2 separate regions of the Homo sapiens genome follow, and region 2 is linked to region 1. The links are chromatin loops, found by intact Hi-C in ENCODE. Cell type or tissue: heart left ventricle. All regions are shown on one strand. Each heading gives the region's core, and the rest is flanking DNA. Links, peaks and the distances in the headings are about the cores only. Region 1 overlaps CORO2B (coronin 2B). Region 2 overlaps ANP32A (acidic nuclear phosphoprotein 32 family member A).

The links. Hi-C counts contacts between places; a loop is a spot of excess contacts. Peaks named below come from ENCODE experiments on the same cell type or tissue, not always from the same donor. Only the 100,000 strongest peaks of a DNase experiment are listed, where the experiment ranks them.
Region 2: a loop joins it to region 1, with 1.8 times the contacts of the local background. A loop is called at or near these places in 2 of 110 quality-filtered maps.

The regions. Positions count from the first base shown.
Region 1 is chr15:68,698,125-68,703,493 of GRCh38, reverse strand. The region is part of intron 3 of CORO2B (coronin 2B); the gene reads right to left. Among named protein-coding and RNA genes, the nearest start is that of MIR4312, 100 kb to the left of the region's middle. RefSeq lists an enhancer at 2,678-2,865. In heart left ventricle, for the core only: no CTCF peak of the experiment used is centred there; a DNase peak (open chromatin) is centred at 2,763; H3K4me3 peaks cover 847 bases; H3K27ac peaks cover 2,003 bases.
Region 2 is chr15:68,792,193-68,797,561 of GRCh38, reverse strand. All of the region lies in intron 1 of ANP32A (acidic nuclear phosphoprotein 32 family member A), which reads left to right. Among named protein-coding and RNA genes, the nearest start is that of MIR4312, 7.0 kb to the left of the region's middle. RefSeq lists enhancers at 1,770-2,342, 2,168-2,417, 2,768-2,977, 5,133-5,369. In heart left ventricle, for the core only: no CTCF peak of the experiment used is centred there; DNase peaks (open chromatin) are centred at 2,071 and 4,036; H3K4me3 peaks cover 1,325 bases; H3K27ac peaks cover 3,959 bases.

The DNA of each region.
Region 1 (5,369 bases), core at 234-5,233:
GGTAGCGTGGGGAAGAACAGGACAGTATAAGATATGGTTTCTGGGCTGGGCGAGGTGGCTCACACCTGTAATCCCAGCACTTTGGGAGGCCCAGGCGGGCAGTTCACTTGAGGTCAGGAGATCAAGACCAGCCTGGCCAACATGGTGAAACCCTGTCTTTACTAAAAATACAAAAATTAACTGGGCGTGGTAGCGCGTGCCTGTAATCCCAGCTACTCGGGAAGCTGAGGCAGGAGAATCATTTGAACCAGGGAGTCGGAGGTTGCAGTGAGCTGAGATCGCGCCACTGCATGACAGCCTGGTGACAGAGCAAGACTCCGTCTCAAAAAAAAAAAAAAAAAAAGAAAAAAAGAAAGATATGGTTTCTGGGCTGGGCACAATGGCTCACTCCTGTAATCCCAGCACTTTGGGATGCGAGGCGGGTGGATCACTTGAGTCCAGGAGTTCGAGACCAGCCTGGCCAACATGGTGAAACCCCGTCTCTACTAAAAATACAAAAATTAGCTGGGAGTGGTGGCATGGGCCTGTAGTCCCAGCTACTTGGGAGGCTGAGGCATGAGAATCGCTTGAACTCAGGAAGCAGAGGTTGCAGTGAGCCAAGATTGTGTCACAGCACTCCAGCCTGGGTGCCAAAGTGAGACTCTGTCTCAAAAAAAAAAAAAAAAAAAAAAAGAAAAAGAAAAAGAAAAAGATATGGTTTCTGCCCTTGAGAAGCCTCCAATTTAGCTGTATACAGTACACAATCATTGGCTCCAAGATTTCCATCTAACCAATCCACAGAGATGGTGCCTGGGTCCAAGAGCACAGTAACTGTGATGTCTCCTGCAGTGAAGAGAAAAGCTGAAGGTGTTTGCTTAGGGGCCAGGAGGCTCCTGGAGCTCTCTCCTCCCCGTTTCTTGTCAATCATTCTGTTCATTCTAAAAATTGAGTTTATCATCATTCATCTAAACAAGAGGTAGAATCTCAACATCTACCTTGATTCTGACATCTTCTGAGCACTGGACTCACTGTTTGCCAATATGGGAAACGAATCCCACCAAACCCAGGGAGGTAGGAGGGGCGAACTGAGGACCCAGAAGGAAGCATTGTTGAGCATCTACTGCTGTGAGTCCTGGGAGGGGGTTGCTAGAGGATGCATGAAGTGGTCGTTGTGGCGCTGGATGCATGAAAGAATAAGTGCTACCTATTATTATTATGACTACTAAAGACTGTCCTTGCACAGATAAGGAAATGAGGCCCACAGAGGTGAGAAAACTTGCCCAGGTGTCACAGCTAGGAAAGGAGGAGCTGGGATTCAAACTCAGAATTGGAATCAGGCAGACTACCCTCCTCCTCTCTTCCACACTCCTGCCCGTGCCCGTACCTGATTTTTCCTTCTTCCCTGGGCTGGACCCAACCCCCTGAGGAGGACATGATCTGTCCTTCCGCTTATCATGTTGGCCAGGCTGGTCTCAAGCTGCTGACCTCAGGTGATCCACCCACCTCAGCCTCCCAAAGTGTTGGGATTACAGGCGTGAGCTACCGTGCCCGGCCTGGGCAAGTTATTTAAACTCTTGGGCCCTCACTTAAGGAAAAGAAAGTAACAGTTAATGTCTATGGAGTTCTTAGGGGACACAAAACACTTTTATATTCATCTAGTTCTCAGAGCCCGAGATGATTCCTATTTTACAATAGGGCAACTGGTACTCAGAGGTAAAGAAACTAGTCCTAGGCCGGGTGCAGTGGCTCACGCCTGTAATCCCAGCACTTCGGGAGGCCGAGGCGGGCAGATCACGAGGTCAGGAGATTGAGATCGTCCTGGCTAACACGATGAAACCCCGTCTCTACTAAAAATACAAAAATTAGCCGGGCATGGTGGCGCGCACCTGTAGTCCCAGCTACACGGGAGGCTGAGGCAGGAGAATGGCGTGAACCCGGGAGGCGGAGCTTGCAGTGAGTCGAGATCGCGCCACTGCACTCCAGCCTGGGCGACAGAGCGAAACTCCGTCTCAAAAAAAAAAAAAAAAAAAAAAAAATTAGCCGGGCGTGGTTGCAGGCGCCTGTAGTCCCAGCTTCTCAGGAGGCTGAGGCAGGAGAATGGCCTGAACCCGGGAGGTGAAGCTTGCAGTGAGCGGAGATCGCGCCACTGCACTCCAGACTGGGCGACAGAGCGAGCCTCCGTCTCTCAAAAAAAAGAAAAAAAAGAAAAAAAAGAAACTAGTCCTAGATCGCAGAGCCTGGAAGTGGCAGAGCCAGGATTTGAACCTAGGCCTAAGGGACTCCTGAGCCTGGCTGCTTAGCCAGGGAGCCATACTGCTGCTTTCTCTGTGGCTGCTAAATCATTAGTGAAGACCCACTCGGCGCACTGGCCCCTCAGGGCTACCTTCCTTCTACAAAAGTGCATCACTCCCTTCCAGCTCCAAGAGGTATTGGTTCCGGAGCTCGGGAGGTGGGGGTGTGCAGGAGGCAGGGTGGTGGGTGGCTTCCAGCAGGGCTGACATCCTGTCCATCCCGCCCCCAGCTCCTCAGGGAGGGGCATCATCTACAGGGTGAGGAGAGCAGACACAGGATGGAAGAGCTTGAATAAAAGGCAAAGGAAAGATGTGGAGCTCGGCCCACCAGCAAGAGGCGCCTGCCTCTTCTCCCTCCTCCCTCTCTCCTGGGATCGCTCTCTCCCTCTCCTTAAGATGACAGAAACCTCTCTCTCTCTCCGCGGCTGCTGGCCCCAGGAGAAGGGCTGGGAGCACGAGGCTTGGAAACCGATAGCGCCCTTCCCTGCCGCCTGCCAGCCGCCCTCCCTAGCTGCGGCAGAAGCTATAAAAAGCATAGCCTTCAACAATAGGTGACATCACCCAGCAGCGGAAAGAACTGGATTCTGCCAGATGCCAGGGAGAGTTATGGCCCCCAGCCCTCCCTCGGGCCCAAAGCCCCTGGGGAAGGGCCTGGGTATGTTCTGCTGGATCCCTGGCGGGATGGAGGATAGACTCCAGAGGACCTCCTCCTGCTCAGGGAGGGGAAACGGATCCTGGGGGACGGGGATTGATTTCACTGGAGGTTGCAGGGCTGGGGGATATGGGGAAGGAGCTGGGGAAATCAGGGCTCGTGAAATCCCACCAGTGTCCTCTGAATGTTTTGAGACAAGTAGAGGGAAGTGGAGGGCTGGGGGTGAAACAGGCAGGCACTACCAGGGGAACTGGTCCAGACCTGCTGTGAAGAGCTTCCCTCTGGGCCCCTGTGGCCTGGCGCCGTCCCCAGCCCTGTATGTAGCACAGTGCCTGGCACACACAGCAGCTTTGCCGACTGACCTCCCAAGCCTGGGTCTGGATGTCGTGTCTGGTGAGCAGCAAGTTGACCATTCCAGCTGGAATGGGTGGAGGGAGGGCCTCGGTGGCCGATGCCTCAGGTGCTTTGAAGGAGGCAGGGAGGCCGTGGGAAGGGCCCTGGCAGCAGTGCTGACCTCCTGTCCACCCCCTGGAAGCTGCAAACTCCATTTCCTTTACGCCCCACCCCCTCCCAGGCTGCAGCGGGGGATGCCTCTCCTGTGCTTTCCCCCAGCACCCAGGTTGGACCCTGAGGAGAGCAGACGCTGTGATGTAAATGTTGAGCGTGATGAATCTGAACTGTCAGCCCAGCCCACCATGGCCCTGAGCCTCAGTTTCCTCCCTTGTAGAACCAGGGCCACTGGTGAGGGGCTGAGAGTGCAGACTGGGAGTCAGGGGACCTTCCTAGGACAAAGGCTCCCTGTGTGACCTTGGGCAAGGCACCTCCCTTAGGGTCCCAGAGCACGTCCTCCAGGAGAGGTTGGGATCCAGCCTCAGGAACCTGTTGGTTCCACTGCCAAGATCCCTAGCTCCAAGGCGGGGAGGGGTGGACACCCGGGTAAGATGCGGTTCAGGGCTGTACTTCTGGGGCAGCTGGCCTGGCAGCTGGAGCGAGAGCTTAGTTCCTCTCTGATCCAGACTTAATCTCCTTGTCTCTGGATCAGCAGCCCAGGCCAGCCCCTCCCTTCCTGTGCCCCAAGCCCGTGTCCCTTCCCTTCACTCCTCCAGCCACACCCCTCCGCTCTTCCCTTCTCTCCACTGATCTACCTGTATCCAGCTAGTTCAGGCCCCATGTCCTCCATAAATCTGTCTGTGACCCCCTCCATCCACACAGGTCCCCTTGGTTCCCTGGAGCGTGTAGTGTCTCCCATGCACCACACTCGGTGGGGTCCACTGATGCTCAGATGGCTTGAGAAGCACAAGTCTCGCTGCAAAGTTGGGCTGCTCACCCTGAACCCTAAGCCTTCTCTCCTTGGGTCCAACTGCCCTTCGCAGCTGCCCTTCCTGCCCGCTCCTCTCACTGACCACCACCCCAGGGCTCCAGTCACACCAGATGACTCTCCCTTTTCTAAGCGCACTGTATATGCATTCTCTCCAGGCCAAGCACACCGGATATACTGGGTCTCTTCCTGGGACTCCTTCTCTAACCCTTTTTCTGTCTGTCAATGTCCTGCTTCTCCAAAGTCCAGCTAACTACCTCTTCTCCTCTCTGCACCTTGGTCAAAACTAATCTCTCTCTCTCTTCTCTGTGTGCATAGCCCTTTGCTTGACCTTGGTGGATGCAATGACCTCATTCTGCACCACGTTTTGGTGGGTGGGGTGGGCCCTGCCCCTCTGCGCCTCTACTAGGGGTGTTTCCAGAGCAAGAGTGAGATGAGCAGGCATAGATGAAGGGACAGGCATACTACTGGGCATAGGCTAACCTTCATCCTCATCACAACAGCCAAAGGGAGGTATCTTACTGTTTCAGAGACGAGCAAAACCGAGGCTCAGAGAGGCCAAGTAACACTCCATTGGCCACCCAGATGGTAAATGGTGAAGCTGAGATTCCAGCCCAGGTCTACCAGATCCCTCTTTGGACCCCAGCAGCCAGGGTGGTGCAAGGCATACCGTGGTCTGTCAGTCAGTGTGTGCAAAACTGAACAGAGTCTCTTGGCTCATGTGGCCGGGGATGCAGCCTTATGTTTTTCTTGGACACAAACCATGGATGTCTTGTTTACAAGCTGGGGTCCTGGAGCATGAGGCACATATCAGGTTAAATAAGACGCCGAGCTAGGACTGGTCAGATCCTTCTCACCATGAGCCAGGCAGGAGAAATTGAGACCTGAGGAGGAACCTGGGTGGCCAGTGATTCCAGGAGCCCTGGTCTAATTTGTCCCCCCTACATCAAGACAGGCACTGCTCATCTGTTATCCTAGCTGGGTCCCTGGGTAAGACATGAGCCACTGGGAGACAGCATTGGCTGTCTGTGATGAGGAAGCTTGGCAGAGCATGGGCTTTGCAGCGAGCAGGCCAGGTAAAATCCCTGCTCCTCTACTTCCTGGCTTGTGACCTACCTACCAACCCTCA
Region 2 (5,369 bases), core at 149-5,148, 94 kb before region 1:
TGGATTTGCACTTGATCCCTGTGGCCATTAAAAGCTTTTGGACAGGGGAGTAATGAGACATGATGTGATGTGATCAAAGCAGCGTTTTAGGAAGATTGAGCAGGATTTACCCTCTTTGCTCTCTAGGCCTTGGTCTTCATTCTCTGTGGCTTTTCTGTTGCATGGGTGCAGTGCTGTGGTTCTGTAATAAGATCACCAAGAACGGCTGTGGTTTGTGTTTTGAATCACTGAATTGTCAGCTCATGGATCTGAGTAGTGATGGGTGATCCTGGTCTCTCCTCTCCTCCCACCCCAGGCATCTTGGAGGCCACTCAATGACCTGTGAGAGGATAGACATCAGATGGGACAATGCTGGACTCCCACATTCAGAACCCAGCACCCGGGGCCTCTGGGGGGTGTTTTTATATCCTGATGTGTGGTTTTTAAAAACTTGTTGTAATTAATTTTACAAATTGATATAGTTGTACTTATTTTGGGGGTGCTGATATGTTTTAAGAGATTAGATGATTGAGTTTCCCATTTCACTTATTACCCAGGGTAACTGCCCCATGTCCCAGATTTCCTTCCTGGCATCCCTCAGTGATGAATCCTGGGCCCCTTGACCCATGAAATTGGCCACGTTCTTTCCGGAACAGTGACTGAGTTTGAATGTGGGGTGGGCACTCAGGCTCAAAGTGTATGTACCGAGAGAATTTTGAAACTAGAGGGACCTTATTTCTGCACTCAGGCTCTATTGTCCAGTGTATGGACTAGAGGACTAGGAGAAGCCCAGAGAGTGGTAGTGACTTCCCGAAGGTCACACAGCAAGTTAGCGGCAAGGCGGACCAAAGCCCAGGTCATCAGAGTGCCTGACAAGCATTCTGTGCACTACACCTTGGTGCATCTTGGCCCCTTTTCCTTCTCTTCCCTGGTTACTGTTCACACACCACCTGCTGGGACTCTGCTTCCAGTGCCTACCTCTTCAGTCCTCCAGCACCTACCTCTTCAGTCTTCCAGCATCCACTGAAGGTAGGAGGGGAACAACCATGTAGAAAGAGTCGAGTCTGCGGCTGGGTGTGGTGGCTCATGCCTGTAATCCCAACACTTTGGGAGGTGGAGACAGGTGGATCACATGAGGTCAGGAGTTCAAGACCAGCCTGGCCAACATGGTGAAACCCCGTCTCTACTGAACATACAAAATTAGCCAGGTGTGATGGTGGGCGCCTGTAATCCCAGCACTTTGGGAGGCGGAGGCAGGTGGATCACATGAGGTCAGGAGTTGAAGACCAGCCTGACCAACATGGTGAAACCCTGTCTCTCCTGAAAATACAAAATCAGCCAGACGTGGTGGTGGGCGCCTGTAATTCCAGCTACTTGAGAAGCTGAGGCAAGAGAATCGCTTGAATCTGGGTGGCAGAGGTTGCAGTGAGCCGAGATCACGCCACTGCACGCCAGCTTAGGTGACAAGAACGAAACTGTCTCAAAATAAAAAGAGTTGAGTCTGTAAGATTTTCACTGGGTCGTGTACCCTGCCAGTTCTAAAACCTTCATCTCCCCTTTTCCACACTGCAGCTCCCATCCCCCAGCAAAGCTAGACCCAAAACCCCTCCTTCCCTTCTTCAGACCCCAAAACAGTTCCTGCTCCTCTGTGAACACTTTTAAGAGCTATACACGCTCTTAAACCAGACAGGCCTGGGCTAGAGGCTGGGCAGTCAGGGAAGGCTTCCTGCGGGAGGTAGAACTGACAGGTCCTTGATGTGGAGTCTATACCAGCTGGAAGGTAGGAAGGAGGTTTAAGGGGGAGGAAGCAAAGGAACAATATCAGGGAGGGGCCCAGCTAGGATTCACCAGCTAAACAGGCCCATTTGGCAAGCCCAAAACTCAGGTCCTGCAGCCACCCCAGCCTGCGGAGTACTGCCCTGAGTCTGTGTTTCTGGCTGGAGGAACATCTGCGGTGGAACCAGCTCCTCTGCTTTGGTGAAGCAGAAACCCAAGTCCCTCTCACACCCGCGGGAGGAGACAGAGGAAGCCGGTTCCAGGCGGTGCAGGAGCAAGTCACAGGGTTTATGTTAATGCGGGCCCTCCCCGCGCCGGCGGCTTAGCCTATGAGCCGGGGCCCTGGCAGACAGCTTAATTACCGCTGCAGCGCGCCTCAGCTTGTGTTCCTTGGCTCCCTAAAATAATAAGGATGGCGTCACCGACTTCCCCGGGCCATGTGCTCCCCGCCTGCCTTCAGAGCTCTATTGTAGGAAACAAACAACAAAAAAAATCAGAGACGTGGATGCTTTTTTCTTGGGGAGATTTTTTGTTTGTTTTAAAGTAATAGGGGACTCTGCCCCTAGTTAAGGTTTTAAAAGATCTTCTAGAGGTGTGGAGATCTGGGTCTACTACTGTTGAGGCTGCAGAATAGCCTCCTGTTAGCAGAAACTTGAAAGCTACACGAGTGATCTGTTAATTCCATGGTCTTCCACTGGGGATGTGAGTTCTGATGCCTGGTGGTGGTGTGTGCTGCAGGGAAACGAATCGCCCAGCTCACAGTGACTCTGGCCCCAACTTTGGACCTTGCTTCTTCCTCTGAAAAAAGAGAACTGACCTACACCAGAGTTTTGCAGACTGTAGGTCACGTTACACATATTTTGTTCTAAGTAACATAAGAAAGTAATTGCAAGTGTTAAGTTTTGTTTTCAGTTGTGTATGCCTATACACACACAAAAACGTGTGTACTGAGCCACGGTGTAAAATGTAGAAAGCCACTGGCCTAGGAGATCCCTAAGGCCCTTCTAGCTTTCAAAATGTCTAACTTTTCTGTCAGAGCTTTCACTTTTCCCCAACATGGAACCTGACTGATTTCTGCAGGTTTTGCCACACTGGCTGTTCAGCAAAACCATCGATTTTATGGTTAAAACAACAAAATCACAAGCATCTATCACCCCAGTCTAAAACCTTGGTGTCTCAGACAGTTTGGCCTTCTAGCTGAAATGGGATCTGCAACAGGGGATGGCCCATTTAAAAGCTGACCTATTTAAAACCCACGAGCACCAAAAAACACAGGGTCAATTTGATATGAGTCTTCTCTTGTGTGCAAAGACTGGAACCTGAAAACCAAATTAGTCAGGGACTGACAAGGTTGAAACCAAAGCTACAAATATGTATTGAATTCTTGCTCCGTGAAGGAAAAGAAAATCAAGGGTGGTCAGGGTTAGTGTGAAAAACAAAACAAGGTGTGGATGTAAAAATCCAAAGGGGTCGGTTTTAAGCACACCATTCCTGGTTCCCCAACAGGTTAAGAGGCCTCGTATTTACTATAAGGAAGCCGTACAGACAGCTTAGTTGACTCAAATCTGCTAACCTGCCCTTCGTTTCCATTCTTGTGCCTTGACTGTACGCAACAGTAAAGATAGCCATGGAAAAAGGGGAAGGCAAGTGGCTTTTTCCAAGCTGGGGATGCTCCAAGTACATTCTTATTTAATCCAACCCTAGGTGATGGACATTATAGTCACTAAAGGAAACGGAAGCTCAGAAAGGTAAGCTGGGCTAAAAAGAAGAAAAATTGAACTTGAGCCAGTTCTCTCGGACTCGAGAGCCTGCCTTCTGTCCACCTTTCCTTGTTGCCTCAGGAAGTACTAGAAAAAGAAGGAGCAGTTCTTACTCTAAGCTTCCTTCTCTCTGGTCCTGTCCTTCAAAGGGCTCTGTTTCAGGCCCAAACTGTCCACTTTAATCAGGGCCAGCTTCACAGGCATGTGACCCGTGCAGCACGCACTTGGTTTAATGCGCTGCTGTCACTGTCTTGGAATTCTTAATTTTTAAGCAAGGGGCTCCGTGTTTTTCATTTTATGCTGGGCCCTCTAAGCCAGTCCTGGCTTTTGATATAGTGTATCTCCTCCGTTGGTCCTTCTGGGTCCCCCTCATCTGCCTTTAGCATGCCTGTTCTATCTGGTAGAGGCATTTGAAGAATGCACCCTGGCCCGGCCCCAGTCCTGCTACCTGGCACACTGGACTGGAGTTGTTTACTGGTGGCTGTCTCCTCCCAGCCGGCCACCACACCTCTTGCTGGCAAGGACCCCGACCTTGGCTTACTGTTTCTTCCGTGTCTCCTCAGCCAACAGTGTCGCAGGTGTGCCCCATGTGGAGAGGGCTGGAGACCTGCATGCAGAGCACTGGGTCATTCAGGTCAGGGGGAGTGTGCACAGCTGACCTGCCTCTCAGGGGCTTATGCTTGTCTTGGGCACAAGAAAGACTCCAAAAAACCACTGGTGTTTATAAAAGATAGGGTTCATTCAACATTTATTCGTCATACTGTTGAATACGTTTCATGACAGTTTGACTCACCTCTATATTCCCAGCACCTAATGTTATACCTGGCGCAATAAACAGGACATTTGTTAAGCAGTTGCTCTGGTCTCCGCTCCCTGGTAGGCTGATTACGGAGGACAGTCCCTGACCTCTAGGAGGATCGGATGCTTAATACACGAGTAAATGATTCATGCAGCAGCTGCCCTTGGTGCCCCAGGATGCACAGAGCTGGGTTGGAGAAGGCTTCCTGGGAAGGGGAACTGGATTTGTAGGGTAAGAGTGAGAGATTGGGGGTGCTGAGGTTGGATAAAGAGGAGGGAGCTCCAAGAATGGAGAACCTTGGAGGTCATGTGTAGGAACTTGAATTTTTCCCAAGGCAGTGAGAAGCCAGGAATGTTTTCCAGGCTGGAGTTTACTCTTTATAGGTTAAACAGATCTCATCATCCCCTTTCTACAGAGGCAGAAGCCTGAGGCCTGGGGGAGAGAGCTGAGATCATGGAGCCAGTTGGGTCGAGCCCTCTAGGTCGAGGCCTGTTCCCAGTAATCCAGGCTGCCTCTTGACCACTTCCATCCTCACAGTCATAGAGACCTGGTGTGGAGGCAAAAGCAGGCTTGAAGTGACTCGAGGTGACAGTGACCAGTGCTGCAACGTTGGGAACAGAGGGGAAAGGCCAAATTTGAGAGATCTGTAAAGACAAGATTTCAGTTTTAAACAACAAATTGTTCCTTAGAGTAATAACGTATTTGTGTTTATCATGGAATTTTCAGGTCCCATTGGTGAAAAATGACTGACAGGTCTTTGCTTTGGGGACAAGTTTTTCAGGAAGTACAGGACCCCCAGCAATCTGACATCTTGGGAACCTTCATTGCCTCCTCACTGACCTCTCTTATGAATATGAGGGCTCCTTTTAGGTGTTCACTTGAGGAATGAAGCATTGGGTCCTGTGTAGGTTTCTCTTTGGGGTGTTGGAAAAGCTTCTGATACAAGCAGAGTAATTTCAGTTCCACTAGGTAGGGTAACCACATTTGGATATTTTTAAATGGTCAGTGGAATTGGGAAAAAGTCTACAAAAGTACAAATTTTCAGTTTAATTTTA